Linked DNA regions of Homo sapiens: region 1 is linked to region 2. A link is an interaction called in ENCODE POLR2A ChIA-PET data of the cell type or tissue named here. Cell type or tissue: IMR-90. All regions are shown on one strand. Links, peaks and the distances in the headings refer to the core of each region. The heading gives the core; the rest is flanking DNA. Region 1 overlaps LOC105370617 (a long non-coding RNA gene). Region 2 overlaps EFCAB11 (EF-hand calcium binding domain 11).

Region 1 (5,381 bases), core at 121-5,120, 230 kb after region 2:
CCTTGTACTCTCAACTGCAAGAAAGGGTGGGCATGTGGTCTGTGCCATTTCCAGTTTTAGCGGGGGTGGCTTTGCCTCCAGAGATTGGGGATTCCGCGGGCACAGGAAGGGGTCACATCCTGGGCAACTAAAAAGAGTGACAAATGTCATTCTCATACTTCAGAACTGGGGCTATGCCCTAACCTAGATCCATTAATGCCCTGCGGGTAGCAGATGCGAACCCAACTTTTGATTATGAACGCTCTGCCAACAGGCACAATCAAATGTCCAGGTGTAGCTCCTCTACATTCAGGAGTCACACCTCACAGATTGCCAATCACCTGGAGAGCTGAGCAACTTGACAAGACAGACGGTTTGCTTTTTAAAGCTGTGACTCTCACAGAATCCACTTAATGTAGCCATATTCTATTCACATGCTTTGATGGGAGGGATGTCGAGGCTCTTCATAAAACTCACCATTCACTCAATGAAAATCTCCTTCTGGGCTGGGTGTGGTGGTTCATGCTTGTAATCCCAGCACTTTGAGAGGCTGAGGCCGGAGGATTGTTTAAGTCCAGGAAACCAGTGTGTGCAATATAGCAAGACCCCGTGTCTACAAAAAATGAGAAAAATTAGCACACACCAGCAGTCCTAGCTACTCTGGAGGCTTAGGCAGGAGAACTGCTTGAGCCTGGGGAATTCGAGGTGGCAGTGAGCTATGACCAAGCCACTGTTCTCCAGCCTCAGAGCAACAGGGCAAGACCCTGTCGAAAGAAAGAAAGGAAGAAAGGAAGAAAGATCTCCTTCTGACCCCCTGCGAGTACAATTTGCATGGTATTAAAAAATGAGAACATAAAAGGATTTAAATTATCTGCTCCTTATTAAGTTAGGGAAAGAAAAGATATCCTCAGCATTTTAAGATGAACCTCTCAAAAACTACTCAGAGTGGCAAGCGGATATAATCTACAGTGTTATTTGACAAGATTGCTCTTCCTAGTCACCACCCACCAAAAGGGAAAGCTTGGAGCTGATTGACTGGCAAGCCATTCATTTTCTGTGAAATAAGGGAAGCACTGGGGGCTTATACGGTAAGGTTATCAAGTATCTTACATCCAAACCTACTTTAAAATGACTGCCACATAGGTAGTGGTTTTACCGGATAGTAACATTTGCTATTTTAAGGTTCAATACGGTACCTTGTAGGCACTGAAAACCCAAGGGATTTTTCTTGGTGGTGATAACAGCTAGAGATAACATAAATTGCCTCTTATTTTGGTAACGAAGACTTGGCATGTTTTTGGTCACTATGGAGGTATCTTAATATAGTACACTAAAAATATAGGTAATCTATTAGTCCATTTTCATACTGCTATAAAGAATTGCCTGAAAGTGGGTAATTTATAAAGGAAAGAGGTTTGACTGACTCACAGTTCAGCATGGTTAGGGAGGCCTACAGGAAACTTACAGTCATGGCAGAAGGCAAAGAGGAAGCAAGGCACCTTTTTTTACAAGGTGGCAGGAAGGAGAAGTGTCGAGTAAAAGCGGAAGAACCCCTTATAAAACCATCAAATCTTGTGAGAACTCACTCACTAGGACGAGAACAGCATGGGGTAAACTGCCCTCATGATTCAATTACCTTGAATCTTGAGGTCTCTCCCTTCACACGTGGGGATTGTGGGGATTATGGGGATTACAATTCAAGATGAGATTTGGGTGGGGACACAAAACCTAACCATATCAGGTGAAGTATGACACCCGCTGTGTAGCCATTACGAATTTTGATGTATTTTCATAAGATTATTGTTATCATTAGATGAGCATTTGTTGCAAAAACAGAAGAGTTCACACCACTCACCCAACTTCCTGTAATGTTAGTACTCAAATAACCATGACACATTTACCAAAACTAAAAAATTACCACTGATACAGATGATTAACTAAACTACAGACTTCATCTGGAGTTCCCCACCATTTCTTGTGAATGAGAGACTTTAGCACCAATTTGAGCTAGAGGGTCCAAGCAGCCATAGCAGAACTACATTAATTCAGACTGGCTGGGACTAAACATAAAGATGGCTCAAACAAGCTCTAACATCTACCACTTGGCGTGCCAATACTTTGCATGCATGATCTAATTTCATCCTCCACAAAAATCCAGGTTGGGGGAGGGTAGTGGATACTATCACATGCACTTTGCAGATAAGACCGTGGGGCCTGGGATATCAGGCAATATGTGGAAGACAGCTGAGCTGGGAGACAACAGAGCCCAGATGTGAACTAAGACATCTCTGATTCAAAAACCCACGATCACGACCACAATGGCACAGACTGAAGTGCACCTAATCCAGGTGTGATGCAGAGACCGCCTCTTTCCACCAGCAGTCTTGCCCAGGACCCACCTTCCAAAGGTCATCTGGATCAACTGTAGCGGGTGACCATATGTGGGAGGTTGTCCCGTAACAATGACATGCGCCTCTCAATGACACGGGGTGTTCTGTGATGTGTGGAGTCAGTTTCCACCCTCGACACCCCTACCCTGCGTGTCGCAGGAGAAGCCCTCCCGGTCTCCAGCAGCCTCTGCGGCTCTCCTTCCTCCCGGGCTGGGAGTGGGGCGGCTCGCGGCTGGCCTGCTCCGGGGCCAGAGCAGCTGGGAGGGGCGCAGTGCAAACATCCCCACGCGCCTTTTGCTTTTCTTTCCTGAGTGGTTTAAGGCTTAATTAACGTGTGTAAAGTGATCTGAAATGCGGGAATAAAAAGAGCTGGGGAAGTGCAGAGTGTGGATGATTACCTGAGGCGAGACAGCTGAGAAAGGGAGGCCGAGGGAGACAAAGGGGGGTCTGGAGAGGCTGGGAGAGGCCTTCCCGCAGCAGCCAGCTGGTTGGCTGAGAGCCAGATTGGGCTGTTTTTTTGGCAGCGTTCTGCCCCACGCTTTCCTCTCAAGGCCTTCTTCGCAGCCCTGCTTGGTAGTCAGGCCCCAGGATAAATGATTCCTAAAGGGCCTGAGCCAGAACTGAGAAGGGGGTCTGAGAAACACAAGCTGTGGGCCATTCCATGACTGGCTCTGTAGGAGCCGGGGATGAGATGCCGCCCATTAGCCATTATTGCCAAAGCAAGCCCGGGTTTGGTCAACGAAGGAATAAATGTGATAGATATCAGAGAGACAAAGGAATCAAAGTGAGTTTTGTCCATTCCTCTTGACAAGCATAGATTCATAGGACTGATTTAGTGCTGTCACCGCTGAGGCAATAAATCCCTTATAAAATGGTGGGTAAAAGTAATGACATCCAAGTCACGTGTGATTTCACCATCTCCTAAGCCTGCGTTAGTGAAAGGGTGAGGCTATCGGTTTCATGGGGAATGTTAAGGCTTGTGACTTCATAGGGTGAAGACGGGTGGCATTTTATTGCAATTGGAAGCATACAAAGAAGCAAGTGGAAAATCTTTCTTTCAGTATAACCTGATACCACCTATATCTAGAAAGCTGGAGAGTGTTCCGGGGATCTTCCCAGTACAGTGAGGATTTCGGTGCATCCCTGTGTGTATATAAACGGTGGCGATATATACAGCCTATTCTAAACTGTTTATGATGATAGAGGGGAAAAAAGTTTGTTTGGATAATCCAAAGTTTATACTGGGCTTTCATCGTGTTTTAACGTTGTGCTTGGGCTGATAGTTGCGTAGTTATCCATCTTCTGAGCCTGCAAACCGAGGATGGGGCTACTGGTGGCACCCAAGCTTGGCAATCCAAGTGAAGAGAAGGATCCTCGCTTCCCCTGGCTTCAGTTAGGGAACTTCAGAGGACCCTAATTGTCCTGGCATGGGGTCAAGTGTCCAGCATGCTGTCAAGTGCCCACCCTGGGCTCAATCCTGCTGTTCCCACTCAACACCAGGACCATGGCGTGGAATGAGAAATCCCCCCAAAAGGAGCCAGGTTGCCACCCCGCTTTGTGTCTACTGCAACTGGGTAGTTAAAGTGGCCAGAAGACACTGTTGTCCTCAGCCTGTTGCAGGGGCAGCCAGGACCCCCCCGTAGTTATCCACTGTGTTCTTTTCTAGGCATTGCACTTCTGATGGATTCCTCCGAGAGTTGTGTCTGTGTGGTGCCTTTGGTGTGTGTAACATCACACATCACCCATGGATCACTGAAGGGTCATCTGAAGCCACCAACGATGAATTCCTTCAGGTCTGCATCTGAACTAGGATAATAATTACCTCCTAATAAGTCACCCTGCCTTCTGATATCTACAACATTTTGGATCGAAATCATCCTCCATACACTTTCTAGAATTATCCTGGTAAAACACAGTCTTTTACAATGTGATGGTTAATTTTATGTGTCAGCTTGACTGGGCCATGGGGTGTCCACATATTTGGGTAACCATTATTCTGGGTGTGTCTGTGAGGGTGTTTTTCAGATAAGAGTAACATTTGAGGCCAGGTGCAGTGGCTCAGGTCTATAATCCCAGCACTTCAGGAGGCCGAAGTGGCCAGGAGTTTGAGACCAGCCTAGCCAACATGGCGTAACCCCATCTCCACTAAAAATACAAAAATAAGCCGGGCATGAGGGCACACATCTGTAATCCCAGCTACTTGGGAGGCTGAGGCAAGAGAATCGCTTAAACCTGGGAGGCAGAGGTTGCAGTGAGCCAAGATCACGCCACTGCACTCCAGCCTGGGTGACAGAGCAAGGCTGTCTCAAAAAAAAAAAAATAATAATAAATTAACATTTGAATAGGTAGACGAAGAAAGCAGACACCCACCCTAATGTGGGTGGGCCTCATTCAATCAGCTGAAGGCCCAACTAGAACAAAAGGCTGGCCCTCCCTCTAGTAAGAGGGACCACCTCCTCCTGCCTGACTGCCTCGAGCTGGGACATTGCTTTTTTTCCTGCCTTCAAACTCAACTGAAATATCAGCTCTTCCTGGGTTTGGAGCTTGCTGGCCTTCAGACTGGAACTACACCATTGGTTCTCCTTGGCCTACAGCTTGCTGGGTGCAAATCTGGGGACTTGTCAGCCTCCTTAATCACATGACCCAAATCCTTATAATCAATCCCCTTTTTTTTTCTCTCTCTCTATAATAAATACAGCCTACTGGTTCTGTTTTTCTGGAGAACTCTGACTACTACAAATAACTTTTTATTTATTAACTTTATTCATTCATTAAAAAAATTTATTGAGCACCTACTATGTACCAGTCACTGTTTTATGTTCTTGTAAATTATCATTGAATAGAGCAAAGATTCCTGGCCCTGTAGAACTTTATTCAGTGTGTGTGTATGTGTGTGTGTGTGTGTGTGTGTGTGTGTGTGTGTGTGTGTGGTGGAACAGATAATGAATAACAAAAATGATAAGTAAATAGTAATGTATTAGAAAGGGGAAAGGGAAGAAGGGAAAAAGCAGG
Region 2 (5,381 bases), core at 178-5,177:
TTTCATTCCCATTCTGATTCTGGCAGAAATTAGATATACAAGAAATATTTGTGAATAAGAGAATTTAACTCTAGAGAAAAGTAATAAATAATAAATGAGAGGAAAATGCCCTTTCTTCTGTTTGCAGATCTAAAACCTTGGACCTTTAAAGACTAATTCACATTACCCATACCAAGTTATAGTTTTAAATAAGTGAAATTATGTAAGTGCCCAAACCACCAGATCTGATAAAATTCAGAGCTCATTGTTATCTAATAATTTTGGCTAGGACTACTCTGCTTTATTTGCCTGATTTTTACAATTTCGTGATAAGATATTTGCTTTCATTATTACTGCCTTACCATAGGCCTTATTTTAAATTGTTTCTTAATAAGTGACAATCCACCACTCTTTTGAGTCATATAATTCTAGTATTTTAAACTACAGTTTCTTTCTTTGGGGTGAGGGATGTGACGTGCTGAATAAAGGAGAACTAGTGTGAACTTCGGTGTTGCCACACCACCCACTCTTATGTATATCGTATTTCTATGCTCCAGAGAAAGCAATTAAGATAATTGTTTTTTAACTAAGAAAACTATGCCATCCTGAATACAAAAACCTCATCATTGGCCAGGCACAGTGGCTCAAGTGGGAGGCCAAAGCAGGCAGATCGCTTGAGCCCAGAAGTTGGAGACCAGCCTGGGCAACATAGGGAGACCCTGCCTCTACAAAAAAAAAAAAAAAAAAAAAAAATTAGCTGGGTGTGGTGATGCACACCTGTGGTCCCAGCTGCCTGGGAGGCTGAGGTGGGAGGATTACCTGAGCCCAGGAGGTTGAGACTGCAGTGAGCCATGATCACGCCACTGCACTCAACTCTGGGCGACAGAGTGAGACCTTGTCTAAAAACAAAACAAACCCTTCATCATTTATAGCCTATTAGCCTGTTGACCTGCATTTTAGTTATCTGTGGCTGAGTAACAAATTTCCCTGACACTCAGCTGATTAAAACAATAAACATTTAGTATCTCTCCAGTATCTGTGGGTCAGGAATCTGGGAGTGGCTTTGCTGGGTCGTCCTAGTTCATGTCCTCTCACGAAGTTACAGTCAAGGTATTGGTCATCTGAAGGCTTCCGAGGTGGCTCACTCAGATGCCTGCAAGTTAGTGCCTGTCTGCAGGAGGCCTCAGTTTCTTACCACATGGCCCTGTCATCAGGGCAGCTTGAGTGTCTTCACCACATGGCAAGAGAGCCAGGAGAGGGAGAGCCTAGAGGTAGCCCCATTGCCCACGTTTAGGGGAAAGGCTGTCAGGCTCTACTCTTGAAGGGAGGAACATCAAAGCATTTGTGGACATAGTTTAAAACTGCCACAGCCTGTACCATTAGATTCTGTTTGCTACCTTAGATGCTTTGTCCAGGGTCTGAAAGCATCTGTGATCCAAGTTATTTATGTAGTTTCTTCTCCATGAGTAGAAGCTGGATATCAGAATTTCTGGTTTCTACTTTATTATTTCTAGGGCCTACTTTCTTTTTATTCTCTTGTATAAGATAATGAGATACAGTAGTAAAAAAATCATGAAGTATTAGAATAAAAAGATATCATTTTCTCTGCACACCAGACTACAAACTTTTCCTGTCTAGACCATAATTCAGAACTTATTGTTTCTGAGAAGCCTTCTTATTGAAGGTGGAAAGAAATTTAAGAAAGCTGCCCAGTTTCTAGATGAACTGGTGAGGGCCAATTCCACAGCATTCACCTAGGATTAGAGGAGCAAGTGCCAGATATGACAGAGCTTCAGAGAAGGCATCTTACAGTTACTCAGGAGCTTCTCCAAAAATGGAACCAATGACCATCCAGCATTTTATTGGTGATTTTTTTATAGGAACTTTCAGAAAAAAAAGAAAGACCAGGTCAGTAACAGCTATAGGGTGTTAAAAAAAATCAACCCAAAGGCATTTATAAAGTGAGCCAGGCATCGGGAACCGTGTTTTTACATAATTACCTCATTTCAAGTAAGTTTTCTTTCAATTCTTCATCCTCCAACCAGTCTTTCCGTCTTCGTGCGTCATGATTATAGCACTTTTTGGTCTGTATCTGTTTGCCACTTGACTGGGAGTGCCCAAAGGGCAGAGCTGTGAAATGCGTCTTTGAATCCAGATGAGCAAGGCAATGCCTGGCCCTTAGTTGATTTTTATTATTTGTGGTTGAGTTTAACAAGCCTATAAGTAAATACCATTATCTTCTTTTTCTCTGTAAGAAAGATAACACTCAGAGGATTGGAAAACTTGAGTGCAGCCCATAGTTAGTAAGTGGCAGAGTTTGAGCTTCAAAGCCAGGTCTATATTTTCTGCTTCAGTTCACATGCACCCAGGAGAACTCTAGGAGGGAACTGTGTTGGGAGCCCCAAGTAGTATCCTTGTAGTTCTCAGCTAGGAGAAATTACTTAGGAGGCATTTCTGTCTTTGCCCAGAATGAATCACTGTAGTTTAAGAGACTGCCAAAAGGAAACAGTCTGTTGATTGGATAAAAGGGTCTTGAAAATAAGCTGGCTTTTGCAAACCATATATCTGATAAAGGTTAATATCTAAAATTGATAAAGGACTCATACAACTCAATAGTAGAAAAACAGATAGCCCAATTTAAAAATGGGCAAAGGTCCTAAATAGACATTTCTCCAAAGAAGACATAAAAATGACCAACAGGTACATGAAAAGGTGCCCAGTATTATTAATCATCAGGGAAATGCAAATCAAAATCACTGTGAGATGCTACTTCATAGCTGTTAGGATGGCTATTATCAAAAAGTTAAAAGATAACCAATATTGGCAAAGGTGTAGAGGAGGGAACTCTTATATACCGTTGGGAATGTACATTGGTACAGCCATTATGGAAATCAGTATGGAGATTTCTAAAGAAATTCAAAATACGGCATGGTGACTCATGCCTGTAATCCCAGCACTATGGGAGGCCAAGGTGGGCGGATTGCTTGAGCTCAGGAGTTCGAGACCAGCCTGAGCAACATGGTGAAACTCTGTCTCTACAAAAAAATACAAAAATTAGGCAGGTGTGGTGGCACGCGCCTGTAGTCCCAGTTATTTGGGGGACTAAGCCAGGATAATCACCCAAACCTGGGAGGCAGAGGGTACAGTGAGCCAAGATTGCACCACTGCACTCCAGCATTGATGACAAAGCAAGATCTTGTCTCAAAAAAAAAAAAAAGAGAGAGAGAGAGAAATTAAAAATAGAACTACCATATGACTCAGGAATTCCTTTTCTGGGAATATACCCAAAGGAAATAAAATTCACCACTTTGTAAAGATATCTGCCGATAATTGCAGCATTATTCACAATAGCCAAGATATAGAAACAACCTAAGAGTTCATTGCTGGACAAATGGATAAAGAAACTGTGGTGTATATATACGATGGAGTATTATTCAGCCTTAAAAGTGATCCTGACAGTTGTCACCACATGGATGAACCTGGTGGGCTTTATACCAGGTGACATAAACCACATACAGAAAGCCAAATATTGCATGATTTCACTTATATGTGGAATCTAAAAAACAAAAACCCAGTCAAATATACAGAGAGAATAAAACAGTGGTTACCAGGGCTGTGGGGGCATGCCAGGAAATGGGGAGATACAGGTCAGAGGATACAAAGTAGCAGATGTGTAGGAAGAACAAGCCTAGAGGCCTAAGGTACAACATGAGCACTACAGGTAATAAAATTGTGCTGCATTTGGGATTCATGTGAAATGAGTAGATTTTAGCTATTTTTGCCACAAAAACAAAAAAATGGGTAACTGTGCAATAGTTAGTTGGGATATGTTAATTTGCTTTGCTATAGTAACCATTTTCCTATCGGTATGTATCCCATATCATCATGTTGTATATGTTAAATATACACAATACAATGTATTCATTTATTGTTTGAGATGGAGTGTCACTCTGTTGCCCAGGCTGGAGTACAGAGGCACGATCATGGCTCACTGCAGCCTCAACTTCCCAGACTCAAGCAATCCTCCCACCTCAGCCTCCCGAGTAGGTGGGACTACAGGTGCACACCACCCTGCCCAGCTAATTTTTGTATTTTTTGTAGAGATGGGGTTTCGCCACGTTGCCCAGGCTGGTCTTGAAGTTCTGGGCTCAAGTGATTCTCCTGCCTCTGCCTCCCAAAGTGCTGGGATTACAGGCATGCCACCACACCTGGCCTAACATTTATTAAAAAAAAAAAAAAGAAGCTGTCCTATTCAGGCTACAAAAGAACTTTTGGTATTACCTGATGTTCTTCATTCTGTAAGTGGGACACTGAAATTTCCTCATGCCTAAAATGCTAAGTAAGGGAAAGTCCTCTTTTTTCTTTCCCATTTTTCCAGGGATTCTGACCTGGGTGATGCAAGAATTGAACATCGTATTTAGATAGGAAGTTGGAGCTCAGTAAATGAGGAGATTGTGTATCAAACCCCCGACCAAGCTACTGAGACTTCCTGATCACTCTTAAGAGGCCCCAATGCAAGAGTCTAGGCCCTAAGCTAAAGTAGTGGTGGAAGAGCAGGTGCATTCAAATATTTCATGTCTAAATCTACAGGATCGTGGTGACAGGATGCACGGTGGATGGACATGGAGAAGTTGAGGAGACCTGGGAGCCTGAGTGAATGGTAGCTCCATTCAGTATGGCAGGGGACAGGGGAGGAGGAGCAGGTGTGGGGTTCACTATGGGGGCAATTTGGGCTGTGTATTCAAGTATTTAAGGCGTCTTTTGGACAATTAGGGAAGATATTTTATCAAGAAATGTGCATTGAGGTTAGATGGCTCCGTGAAAGAGCAACTGTCTGGGGACATCTGGGAGACAGCTGGATCGTAGGCATGTATCTGATGATGTCCAGTTCATGGATTGCCGGTACTGAAGAGAGCCAACTGCTGCAGAGGACTTTCTTGGCTGTGTGCGGCTTTGTTGGGAATCTCTGCTGCTGTCTTTATAGCTTAGTATCCTGAATGAGGAGGGGAGCAATGGGCAGCCTCTTGCTAGTGGATGTGGAGAGGAGCTACCACATTGCCCTGTATGTAGGATGCGGGCACCTCTCTCTGCCCAGCTCTCCTATGGGTCATTACATGGAGCTTGCTTTTACTCATTAGGATTTGGCAATCTTAAATGCCTCTTTAAAAAAAATGTGTTTGTATCTGCTTTGAGATGTCATTTTTTTTTTTTTTGAGAGACAACCGCAAATTCATGCTTATCTTCTCGGGGGAAATACCTCTACTAAAACCATAGTTTGGCTTTTTCCATATGGGTGTTGAAACAGATGGTTGTAATGAGACCTCTCTAATTAAGCACTTGCTATCTGACTCTGAATCATTTTAGATGTGCTGGCACTCTTGCTCTCTCTCTTTTTGATTCAA

What was found. Peaks named below come from ENCODE experiments on the same cell type or tissue, not always from the same donor. Only the 100,000 strongest peaks of a DNase experiment are listed, where the experiment ranks them.
Region 1: POLR2A ChIA-PET joins it to region 2 with 5 read pairs; 3 of 35 experiments call an interaction of 5 or more read pairs at or near these places.

Annotation. Positions count from the first base shown.
Region 1 is chr14:89,622,844-89,628,224 of GRCh38, reverse strand. LOC105370617 (a long non-coding RNA gene) reads right to left here. Exons shown (of 6, transcript XR_944131.3): 2 at 457-592. Among named protein-coding and RNA genes, the nearest start is that of FOXN3-AS2, 49 kb to the right of the region's middle. RefSeq lists enhancers at 1,376-1,435, 2,107-2,680. In IMR-90, for the core only: no CTCF peak of the experiment used is centred there; no DNase peak of the experiment used is centred there.
Region 2 is chr14:89,854,008-89,859,388 of GRCh38, reverse strand. All of the region lies in intron 5 of EFCAB11 (EF-hand calcium binding domain 11), which reads left to right. Among named protein-coding and RNA genes, the nearest start is that of EFCAB11, 98 kb to the left of the region's middle. In IMR-90, for the core only: no CTCF peak of the experiment used is centred there; a DNase peak (open chromatin) is centred at 3,248; H3K27ac peaks cover 884 bases.